Regions from separate parts of the Homo sapiens genome. Here region 1 is linked to region 2. Evidence: read pairs that join two places in POLR2A ChIA-PET (ENCODE). Cell type or tissue: Caco-2. All regions are shown on one strand. Each heading gives the region's core, and the rest is flanking DNA. Links, peaks and the distances in the headings are about the cores only.

The links. Peaks named below come from ENCODE experiments on the same cell type or tissue, not always from the same donor. Only the 100,000 strongest peaks of a DNase experiment are listed, where the experiment ranks them.
Region 1: POLR2A ChIA-PET joins it to region 2 with 12 read pairs; 1 of 35 experiments calls an interaction of 5 or more read pairs at or near these places.

What each region holds. Positions count from the first base shown.
Region 1 is chr20:34,699,015-34,704,390 of GRCh38, forward strand. It overlaps LOC105372599 (a long non-coding RNA gene), which reads right to left and starts at 5,168. Exons shown (of 2, transcript XR_936690.3): 1 at 5,123-5,168; 2 at 4,645-4,799. TP53INP2 (tumor protein p53 inducible nuclear protein 2) reads left to right here and starts at 5,330. Exons shown (of 5, transcript NM_021202.3): 1 at 5,330-5,376. RefSeq lists a silencer at 5,126-5,376. In Caco-2, for the core only: no CTCF peak of the experiment used is centred there; DNase peaks (open chromatin) are centred at 4,037 and 4,667; H3K4me3 peaks cover 1,056 bases.
Region 2 is chr20:35,324,480-35,329,855 of GRCh38, forward strand. All of the region lies in intron 7 of UQCC1 (ubiquinol-cytochrome c reductase complex assembly factor 1), which reads right to left. Among named protein-coding and RNA genes, the nearest start is that of FAM83C, 35 kb to the left of the region's middle. In Caco-2, for the core only: no CTCF peak of the experiment used is centred there; a DNase peak (open chromatin) is centred at 2,882.

The DNA of each region.
Region 1 (5,376 bases), core at 99-5,098, 630 kb before region 2:
GTTGAACAACAAAGCTTTTTTTTTTTTTTTTTTTTTTTTTTTTTGCCAGAGTCTTGCTCTGTTGCCCAGGCTGGAGTGCAGTGGTGCGATCTCAGCTTACTGCAACCTCCACCTCTTGGGTTCAAGTGATTCGCCTGCCTCAGCCTCCCGAGTAGCTGGGATTAAAAGCACCTGCCATCACTCCTGGCTAATTTTTGTATTTTTAGTTTCACCATGTTGGCCAAGCTGGTCTTGAACTCCTGAGCTCAAGTTGTGTGCCGGCCTTAGCCTCCCAAAGTGCTGGCATTACAGGTGTAAGCCACCACACCTGGGCCACAACAAAGCTTTTTGAATAGAAGTTCTTGGAATATGGCCTCTTGTTAATGTGTAGGCCCATCTGTTGGGGGAATTTGGGGATTATGCCTGCTCTAGCTGGCTTTACCAATTAAATGTTTTCCCCTCTCTGTCTCAGTTTTTTCACCGGTAAGATAGGAAGAATTTATTATCTATGTCAGAGGGATTCCTCTCAGCCTCACTCTCTATCTCAGGTCGGGGGGCAGGGGAGGGTGGGGAAGGAAAGGAGTGGTGGGCCAGTCCTCCAGCTAAGCACACAGACTGGCCCATACCTGCAAGTACACACAAGGTCCCTTGAGCGACACACCCAGGCTGACACATCACTTTAAGGGGGCACGGAGGGGGGCAGGCAGTGGGAGTGGCAAGCCAGTGGGGAGCCCCCAGGTGAGGGCAAGCCCGAGGAATAGAAGGGTGGCCTCTTTTTTTTTATTTTTGTTTTTGAGATGGAGTCTTGCTCTGTTGCACAGGCTGGAGTTCAGTGGCGTGATCTCTGCTCACTGGCAACCTCTGCCGCCCGGATTCAAGCAATTCTCCTGCCTCAGCCTCCCAAGTAGCTGGGACCACAAGTGCATGCCACCACGCCTGGCTAGTTTTTTGGTATTTTTTAGTAGAGACAGGGTTTCACTATGTTGGCCAGGCTGGTCTCGAACTCCTGACCTCAGGTGATCTGCCTGGCTCGGCCTCCCAAAGTGCTGGGATTATAGGCGTGAGCCACTGCGCCCGGCCTGAAGGGTGGCCTCTTGACCTCCAGTCCTGCAGCCCATGAAATTGGGCAGGTACTCACACCTGGGCATGGGTTAGATGGGCGTGGGTCCCTAGTAACTCTGAGTATGAGCTCATGTGCATGTGTGTATATGTTTATATATGGATGCCTTCATTGTATGCACAGATACCCATGATTATCCATGTGTGTGCATAGGAATGGCACCCTCTGTCTGATTGGAAATGAGACTCCAGAGTTACCCCAGCATGATGTTCACTGCCTTTTTTTTTTTTTTTTTTTTTTTTTTTTGAGACAGTGTCTCCCTATGTTGCCTAGGCTGAAGTGCAACCACCCAGGCTCAATTGATCCTCCCACCTCAGCCTCCTGAGTAGCTGGGTCTTCAGGTGCAGGCCACCACACCTAGCTAATTTTTGTATTTTTAATAGAGACAGGATTTTGCCATGTTGGCCAGGCTGGTATCGAACTCCTGGGCTTAAGCAATCCTCCTGCCTTGGCCTCCCAAAGTGCTATGATTACTGGCCTGCACTGCCGCGCCCAGCTCTGCTGCCTCTTTTTACAGCCTGCCGGCCCAGACCAGAGTCTCAGAATACTAAGCCCACTTTCTGGGGCCAGGGTCAGTAGATAGCTTTGCTGCTGTATGATTCTAAGCAAGTATCTTGACCTGCATGTGTCTCAGTGCACCTCAGTTTCCTCACCTATAAAATGAGGGGTTTGGATGAGTTGAGGTCTGAAGCCTCCTCCAGCCCAGGTAATAAATCTTTGTAGTGGACAGGAGGAATAGGTCCTAGGGGTTTCAGGAGGGGACTTCCATGGGTACCTCTGACTCTACAGAGAAATGGAAGACTGAGATCTGACTTAGCAGCCTAGAAAGACTTAGCAGCCTAGAAATGGGGTTCAGCTAATTCTGGGAACAGAGTCCGGTCACTTAAGGTACCAGAGTGTAGCCAAGAGCCCCCTTTTCTGGGCTTGGGGAACCAGAACCATGTGTTCAACAGACCATTGCCTGTACACAGGGTAGAGAGTGCAGGTGTATACTCCTGAACCAGCCACCCTTCTTTTTTTTTTTTTTTTTTTTTTGAGATGGAGTCTCACTCTGTCGCCCAGGCTGGAGTGCAGTGGCACGATCTCTGCTCACTGCAAGCTCCGCCTCCCCGGTTCACGCCATTCTCCTGCCTCAGCCTCCCGAGTAGCTGGGACTACAGGCGCCCGCCACCACGCCTGGCTAATTTTTTGTATTTTTAGTAGAGGCGGGGTTTCACCGTGTTAGCCAGAATGGTTTCAATCTCCTGACCTCGTGATCCGCCCGCCTCAGCCTCCCAAAGTGCTGGGATTACAGGCGTGAGCCACCGTGCCCAGCCCCCAGCCACCCTTCTTAAGCTTCAAGCTATAACTACTGAGCCTGTGATGAAAGTCTACTCTATGCCAGACCCCCACAAGCTGGGTGCGGGCAGTATAGGGACAAAGACTCTGCCCTTGGGATGCCAACCATCCACTTGAGAAGACACATACACATACAATGAGTCATCATCACTTACTGTTTATGGACAAATAAACGTCCATCAAGGTAGCCATCAACTCGTGGGTAGGGACAAGGAAGGCTACCTAGAGGAAGAAAGGGTGAGTAGAATCTCTCCCTCTCTCTCTCTTTTTTAAGAGACAGGGTCTGGCTCTGTCATCCAAGCTGGAATGCAGTGGCTTGATCATAGCTCATTGTAACCTAAACCCAAGTGATCTTCTTATTTCAGCCTCCCTAAGCAGCTGGGACTACAGGTGCATGGCATCTGGCTAATTTTCTCATTTTTTGCAGATAAGTGGTCTCGCTATATTGGCCAGGCTGGTCTCAAACTCCTGGCCCCAAGCAATCCTCCTGCCTTGGCCTCCCAAAGTGCTGGGATTATGGCTGTGAGCCACCACACCTGGCCAAGTAGAATCTTGAAGACAGGAAAGATCTGGATTTCAGAAAGTTCTGAAGAAGGCATTCCAGGCAGGGGAAACAGCTTGAGCAAAAGGGTGGAGGTGGGAGAGTGCTGTAGAGTCAACAAGGAGTTTGACTTTAGCACAAGATGCGTGTAGGAGAAGGGGAGGTGAAGCTGGAGAGAACTGGGGCCGGAGCATGGGGGGCATGAGTTCTGTGTTAGGAGTGTGGGGCTTTAGGAGCCACATCAGGTTTTAGAACAAACAAGTGGCTTGACAGGAGAGACGTGTTAGGGATTATTTAATTAAAGTCAGCAAGTAGGTCTGAAAGGGTATGAGGTTAGCAGGAAGTGGCTGTGATGGGCAGAGGCTCAGAGTTGCATGGAATGAGGACACTTTGGGTATAACACTCCAAGGGCCACAATGCCACTCCCCTCTCCACCCCTCAGCCTTGGGTTATTTTTTTCTGGCTTCTTCCCCTGTCGCTAGGGTTAAGGAGTCCCTTGGGGGTTTCAGATGAGGCTGGGATAGAGTTTTATCACTAGAGTGCCGGGCACGGTGGCTCACGCCTGTAATCCCAGCACTTTGGGAGGCCGAGGCAGGCAGATCACAAGGTCAGGAGACCGAGACCATCCTGGCTAACACTAAACATACAAAAATACAAAAAATACAAAAAATTAGCCGGGCGTGGTAGCGGGCGCCTGTAGTCCCAGCTACTCGGGAGGCTGAGGCAGGAGAATGGCGTGAACCCGGAAGGCGGAGCTTGCAGTGAGCCGAGATCGTGCCACTGCACTGCAGCCTGGGCAACAAGAGCGAGACTCCGTCTCAAAAAAAAAAAAAAAGTTTTATCACTAGATCATTAACCTCTGGCCTAGGTCACCTCCGGCCTCCTTTTGGGCTAGGTGGGCAGTTCTCGGACCCTCCCCCACCAGCCCTGCTCTGCTGACCTAGAACCTCTGGCCCTGGAGATTCTGATATGTGTATTTGTGGTCTCTTCTCGGGCATCTCCCAGGCCACTGGGAGAGCTGGGGCCTAGAGCGTGGGGTGGGTGGAATCCTGAGGGCAGAGAGTGTGGAAGAATCTTACAATGGCAGCTCTAGAGGGAAGCCTGGATATGTTTGTTTGACAAACTGAGACCCAGAGAGGTAACATGACTTGAGGTCACACAGCAAGTCTAGGGCACAGTCAGGACTGAAAGCCAGGACTCTGGGGAGGCTAAAGCGCCCTGAGGTTTAGACCATCTGGTTCATGTAGAGAATGGAGAGGGTCAGGGCTGGGAGCTATGGGTTCAAATCCTGGCTCTGCCATTGACTGTACTTTTGTGACCTAAGAAAGTCACTTGAGCTCTCTGAGTCTGTTTCCTCAACTGTTAAACGGGACAATATCTACCTTTTGGGTTGTTGTGAAGATAAAAAAACACACCCATAGCACAGGTCGTGGCACACAGTAAGTGTGCCAATACATGTCAGCTAGTGGTATGGTGGTGCAATAGTAGGTGCCTAATAAATGTTGAATGCATTGTTGAACATGAGTTCACACGCTAACAGTGAGATTGTGAGACTCAGCTTTCCCACGTGTAAATCAGGACTCATAATCAGTCCCTGTCCTGCCACTTCTTTACAGCCCCGGTAGCAACATAGATTAAATAAGGTATGTAAACGTTCAAGCGCGGAGCCGTCTCAGGTCAATGTTTACTCAGCCCAGGGCAATTCCTCTCCAAGTCCTACTCTGCGAAATTTCACGTCAGCTTCACTAACTTCTCTACATTCCCAGATGCTCCCCGGGAACCGGGGGTTGGGGATGTCCCTCTTTTCTCAAGCCCGCCGAGCTGAGGAAAAACGGGGTGGGAAAGCAGAGTGTGTAAGGCTGAGGAGGTGAGCCAGAGGGGGGAGGGAGAGCAGGAATAAGGGCAGTGGGGAGAATGCAGGTGCACGGACGTGGTGTGGGTCGAGAACAGGGTCCGCATCGGGGGACTTGGATATAGGATGCAGTGAAAGGATTTGGGGAGCAGTGGGAGAGGTGAGGGCGCTGCGATCCGGGAAGAATCAGGAAAATAAGGAGCCGGTAGGAGGGAGTGGAGATCCTCCTCGCGGAGAGCTCGCCGCGGCGCAGGGCTCCCAGCTCCCCGCAGCTGCCTCCCCGAACACTCACCCTCCCGGTTCCGAGAACGTTTCCCGGCCCGAGCGCCCGGCCCGCAAACCGGGAGGGGAGGGGAGGGGAGGGGCAGGGGGGGATCCGCAGCCCGGGATTGGCCGCCGCCCCGCCAGCCGGTGACGCGAGGCGGGCGGGCCCCTTTGTGACGTCACAATCAGCTGTTTGAACGTTCCAATTTGTGCCGTGAGCCCCGCCGCAGCGGCCGCACAGACTCAAAGCCCCGCGGGCGAGCTCAGCAGCCCGGAGCGACC
Region 2 (5,376 bases), core at 125-5,124:
CCACGCCCAGCTAATTTGTTGTATTTTTAGTAGAGACGGGGTTTCACCGTGTTAGCCAGGATGGTCTCGATCTCCTGACCTTGTGATCTGCCCGCCTTGGCCTCCCAAAGTGCTGGGATTACAGGCGTGAGCCACCGCACCTGGCCGAGCAAGATAATTCCATTTACACCCACTAGGATGGCTATAATTTAAAAAGAAAAGAAAAATAAGTATTGGCAAGGATGTAGAAAAACTGAAACCCTCATGCATTGTTGAAGAAAATGTAAAATGGTACAGCCACTGTGGAAAACAGTTTGGCGGTTTCTCAAAAGGCTGAACATAGAACTACCATATAGCCCAGCAATCCCATTCCTAACTATATGTCCAAAAGAATTGAAAGCGGGAATTGGAACTGATATATTTGTACACCAATTTTCATAGTAGTATCATTTATGATAGCCAAAAGGTGGAAACAACCCAAGTGTCCAATGACAGGGATAAACAAAATGTGGTACACACATACCAAGGGATATTATTCAGCCATAAAAAGGCATAAAATTTTGATATATGCTATAACATGGATGGACCTTAAAAATGCACTCATAAATGCATTATGCTTAATGAAATAAGTCAGACATGGAAGGACAAATATTGTATAATTTGATTTATATGAGGTACTTAGGTACCTTCAGAGACAGAAAGAAGAATAGTCTACCTGGGGCTGATGGGAGGAAGAAAGGGAAAATTATTATTTAATGGGCACAGAGTTTTTGTTGGGGATAATGAAAATGTTTTGGGTATAGATAATGAAAATTGTTACACAACACTGTGAATGTACTTAATGCCACTGAATTGAGCATTTATGAATGGTTAAAATGATAAATATTATGTATGTATATTTTACCACAATAAAGGAAATCCCAGTTACAAACAGTTCTTCTCAGACAGGCATTTCAATCTGTGACTTAACCATGTGTGTATTAAAGCCTCTCTTAGGACACTTATCCATTTGGCACAGTGGTATCATGAGCTAACTGATGTTCCTCACCAGACTATAAACGGTCTTGGTACAGAATTCTACGTTGCATTGTACATGTTTGATAAGCACGTATTGAGTAACTGCTGTATTCTACTGTGGTATATGCTGGAGGTAAAAAAATCAATAAAACACAGTACTTGTCCTCAAGAAGTTTACAATCTCACGTGGGAGACACACCTAGCACGTTGTATGTACAAAACGGTAATGGTATAGGGACTGAAAGGCTTGAGAGAAGAGGCAACATTTATTACAGTGGGTATTAAAGGGTCAACAGGTATGTTCAGACAGAAAGAATGGTATGTGTAAAGGCACAGGGAGGTGAACAAGTACAGCATTTTCAAAGGGAAGTTTGTAAAAAAAAAAACAAAAAAACACACACAAAAAAAACAAAAAAACACAGAAGCTGCTCATGGTGGCAAGAATCAGAAGGTGGAGCTGGAAGGGCAGTTTGTGTGAGATTGTAAATGGCCCTGAACGCCAGCCACATGAAAGAAAGAACAAGGAAGGGGTTTAAGCACAGGGAAATTGCATGGACAGATTTATTTTCAAAAAGTAACCCTAGAAGTACAGATCACAAAGTTGGGGGAAGGTCCAGAGGCAGGAAAACCAGAGGAGGCTGCTACAATGGTGTAGATGAGAGTCTGTAAGGAACTGAAACAATGTGAAGTGACAACACGAACAAAGAGGAAGGCATGCTTTCAAGAGAAATGACTACAGCCAGAGCAACGGGATTTGATTATCGAGTAGATGAGGAGGAGGAAAGGGGAGGCCATGACTTGCATGTAATCAGACCTCACTGAAGAAAGTGGAGAGAACAGAAAGATGAAAACGGAATGCAAGTTATATGCAATCATACACTGATGACTTTCTGACCCTGGCAGTGCCAAGCGCAGACAACCAGTCTTGTATGATTTTAGCAATCACCATGCCCTTCATGTCTCCTATGTTGTGGTAATGGAAAATCTTACTTGGATAAGATGTAATATGAGCAAGATGTGTATTTAGTTTGAGCCCGGCAGGCGTCTCCAGTGGAGCACAGGCATAACACACCAGGGCCTAGGAGCCTGAGCCCCTTTTCCAGTAATTTGTTCACTACATGTAGGTCGGTATCATTACTCCGGGCCCTCTGCATTCTGACTGCAGCCATGAGGTCTGATTACCGTCAGCAAGAAGACGCTGACACACTCAGGTTTCCAGAGACACTTGGAGGCTGCTAATTGCACCCTGAGCCTCATGACTGCATTTATGAGCGCAGAAAAGCTGCAGGCACTACTTGGCTTTTTTAATTATTTTCTATTAAATTTAGGCAGACTGGGTACAGTGGAAAACTACAGGATGCTTGTTCCACATCACTACCAACCATGTCAACTGCACAGACACAAAAGGCAAACAGGTGAATATAGATCAACAAGTTGGTCAGTTCTTTGCTAATAGAGCTGAGCCACTGTCACTTGTCATGGATGCTGAGGCCCTGAACAACCTAGAGGATCTAAAGGCAACACTGAGATCACTGACCCGAGTCCTTTCCCAGCGATCCTAAAATAGATATCATATTGCCCAGATGGCAACATTTTCTCAGAGGACCCAAAATTTAGCCCCTTACTGATCTTGAGGTTCCTGACCCTTCATCCAACAGCCCTGCCTTCTTCTTCTCCACAGCAATGAAGAGTGAAAGGGGCGGGGTCACCCTAATGAACTGAATCACAGGAGTTAACTGCTAACTCCACCTGGGCACAATGGGTCAGACCAAAGTCTAAAGCTCAAAACAGTAAAGCAGACATTTACATTGTTTCACACAGGTCACAGAATGTTTGTCTTTCACTGCTGTGTCCTAACTGCTCACTGTTCAGAGCTGTACAATTGCCAAAATACTGACCCAATGGTTATCTGAGAAAGAGGCTGTTCCCTGCTGAAGACATGAGGAAGCAAAGGCTCAGAAAGGTCAAGTGACTCACCCAATTATCACTTGGCTAATAAATGGTCAAGAGGTTCACAGAGACAAGGTCTTCTGGCTCCTAGTCCAAGTTTTTTTGTTTGTTTTAAGGCTCAAACAGAATTGCCACTCAGTGGATAGTTTGTACATTCCTGTAGAAGCATCCTGGGAATGGCTGAGCCTGGATCCCAGGTAGAAGCCATATGATCATTCTTACTTAAGTAGTGAGGTGGTCAAGGTTGAGGCCAAGAGTGAGGTTCAGATATCCCTTAAAATGGAATTGACAGAGCCGGGTGCAGTGGCTCATGCCTCTGTAATCCCACCACTTTGGGAGGTTAAGGCAGGCAGATCACCTGAGGTCAGGAGTTTGAGACCAGCCTGGCCAACATGGTGAAACCCCTTCTTTACTAAAAATACAAAAATTAGCTGGGCATGGTGGTGGGTGCCTGTAGTCCCAGCTACTAGGGAGGCTGAGGCAGGAGAATTGCTTGAACCAGGAGGCAAAGATTGCAGTGAGGTGAGATTACGCCACTGCAATCCAGCCGGGGCAACAGAACAAGACTTTGTCTCACAAAAAAAGGAAAAAAAAAAAAAAAAGCATGGAACTGACACAGCCTGTGAGTTCTGAGAGTGACTCCATCTTTATAGGGTAATTCTCTTTTGTCCTCTTTTCTCAGTAAAATGTTCTTAGAAAGGTATTTTATCCAAAGGAAAGAGACAAACTCAGTTAGAATGCTGTATGTTAAAGAGATGATCTCTTTGGTGTTCTGTATTTAAGTCCCAACTCAGACCTAGGAAACGCACTGAAATCTAAGTAAATTTTGGGCCCCAACAGCCCTGTTTCCCCACCTGGTGAGTCTGAAAGATTAATCACTCTGAGCCTCAGTTTTTCCATCACAACTATGCAAAACCACCTTTCCTTTTTCCTTTTCATATTAACAGATGAAAATGCCTAACAGTAAGTAAATTAGTAGTGGCAAACATCTATTTCACTCTCAGGCATTGTTTAAAGAACCTCACATGTGATAACTCATTTATCCCTCACAATGCTACAAGCGATGTAAGGTGGGTATTACAGTTATGTCTATTTTACGGAGAGAAAACTGAGGCATAGAAAGGAAACAGGCATAGAGACCTTGCCCAAGGTCACATGGCTAGGGCAGGATTTGAGTCCAAACTGGCTTCAGTATGTGAGCACTCTCAACTACTCTGTGATACTGCATTGGAAAGGAGGTTATAAACTCAACCCAATCCCCCACTTGGAGATGAGAGCCTGGAAGTCTCTGAAGCTTCTCTCAGGACCTTGGGGCTCACCTACTCTCCTGCCTCATCCTCCCATTACACTCAGCCCTGCCCTGGGATAACTCCTGGAAGAAGCCTGCAGTGAACACAAAACAAAAAAGCAAGTGAACTCATATCTTTCTCGTTCGTCTGTTTCGTGTGGAAGTGAATCCAGGAAAGATTCAACTTCCTTTCTCAGCATAAACTAGATTGTAAGCCCTGTAAGATCACTTATCTCTGGTATATTATCTACCAACCACATTCAGGGATTAGCATGTGGCGAGAGACAAAAATGTTCCTTGAATAAATGAATGAAACAATTCTTAATAAAACCATACAAATTAATAATGCTACTGGATCTAGAGGAAATACATTCAATATTGCCTTCATCAAATGTATTCAGCACTACCCAGGCATCAAGCACTGTTTTAGGAGCTGAGGCTACAGCAGTAAACAAGAGACAATTCCCGAACTCCGGGAGTTTAGGATGATTAGTCAGGCTGCTGAATGATTTGCAGAATGAATCTGAGATGAAGAGAGTCAAGAGGCAGGAGGACCAGTGAAGAAGCAGCCGACAGTGAGTTTAGGTGAGAGGTCAGGACTGGATCTGAGCATCAGTAGGACAGTTGAGGCCCTGATAGTGGTTGTTTTAAAGAAGGGCTCCTTATAGTTCCTCCTGCTCCTTTGAGAACCAGGCACGTCACATTGATGGCAAGGATCACTGACATTCAGAAAGACCAGCTAAAGAGAGGACAATGAACATGGAAAAACAAGTCCCTCCACTCTAGCTGGGCCCCTTCAGCTCCAACCAACCCCACAGGGCCATTCACTCAGCATTTTGGGGGAAACAAAGTGAGAAAAGAGTGTTACAGCTGCCTCATCAATGGATCCAGAAATACTCATGGCACACCCAGGGCAGCTGAAAGAAACATCTGTCTCTACTGTATCCTAGGTCTGACCTCAGAGCCTCCAGAACTTTTTTACATAGCCCCACCCAGATCCTGGCGGAGCTACTGCCCTCTGGTGGTACCCAATGCAGGGGTTAAGCCCACAGGAGAAAAGAGTCTTGTGGTAGGACATGGAGTGAGAGGCATAGTCAACCCCAAGAGCTCGTCACAGTGCCTGTATGTCTTACTACTGCAAC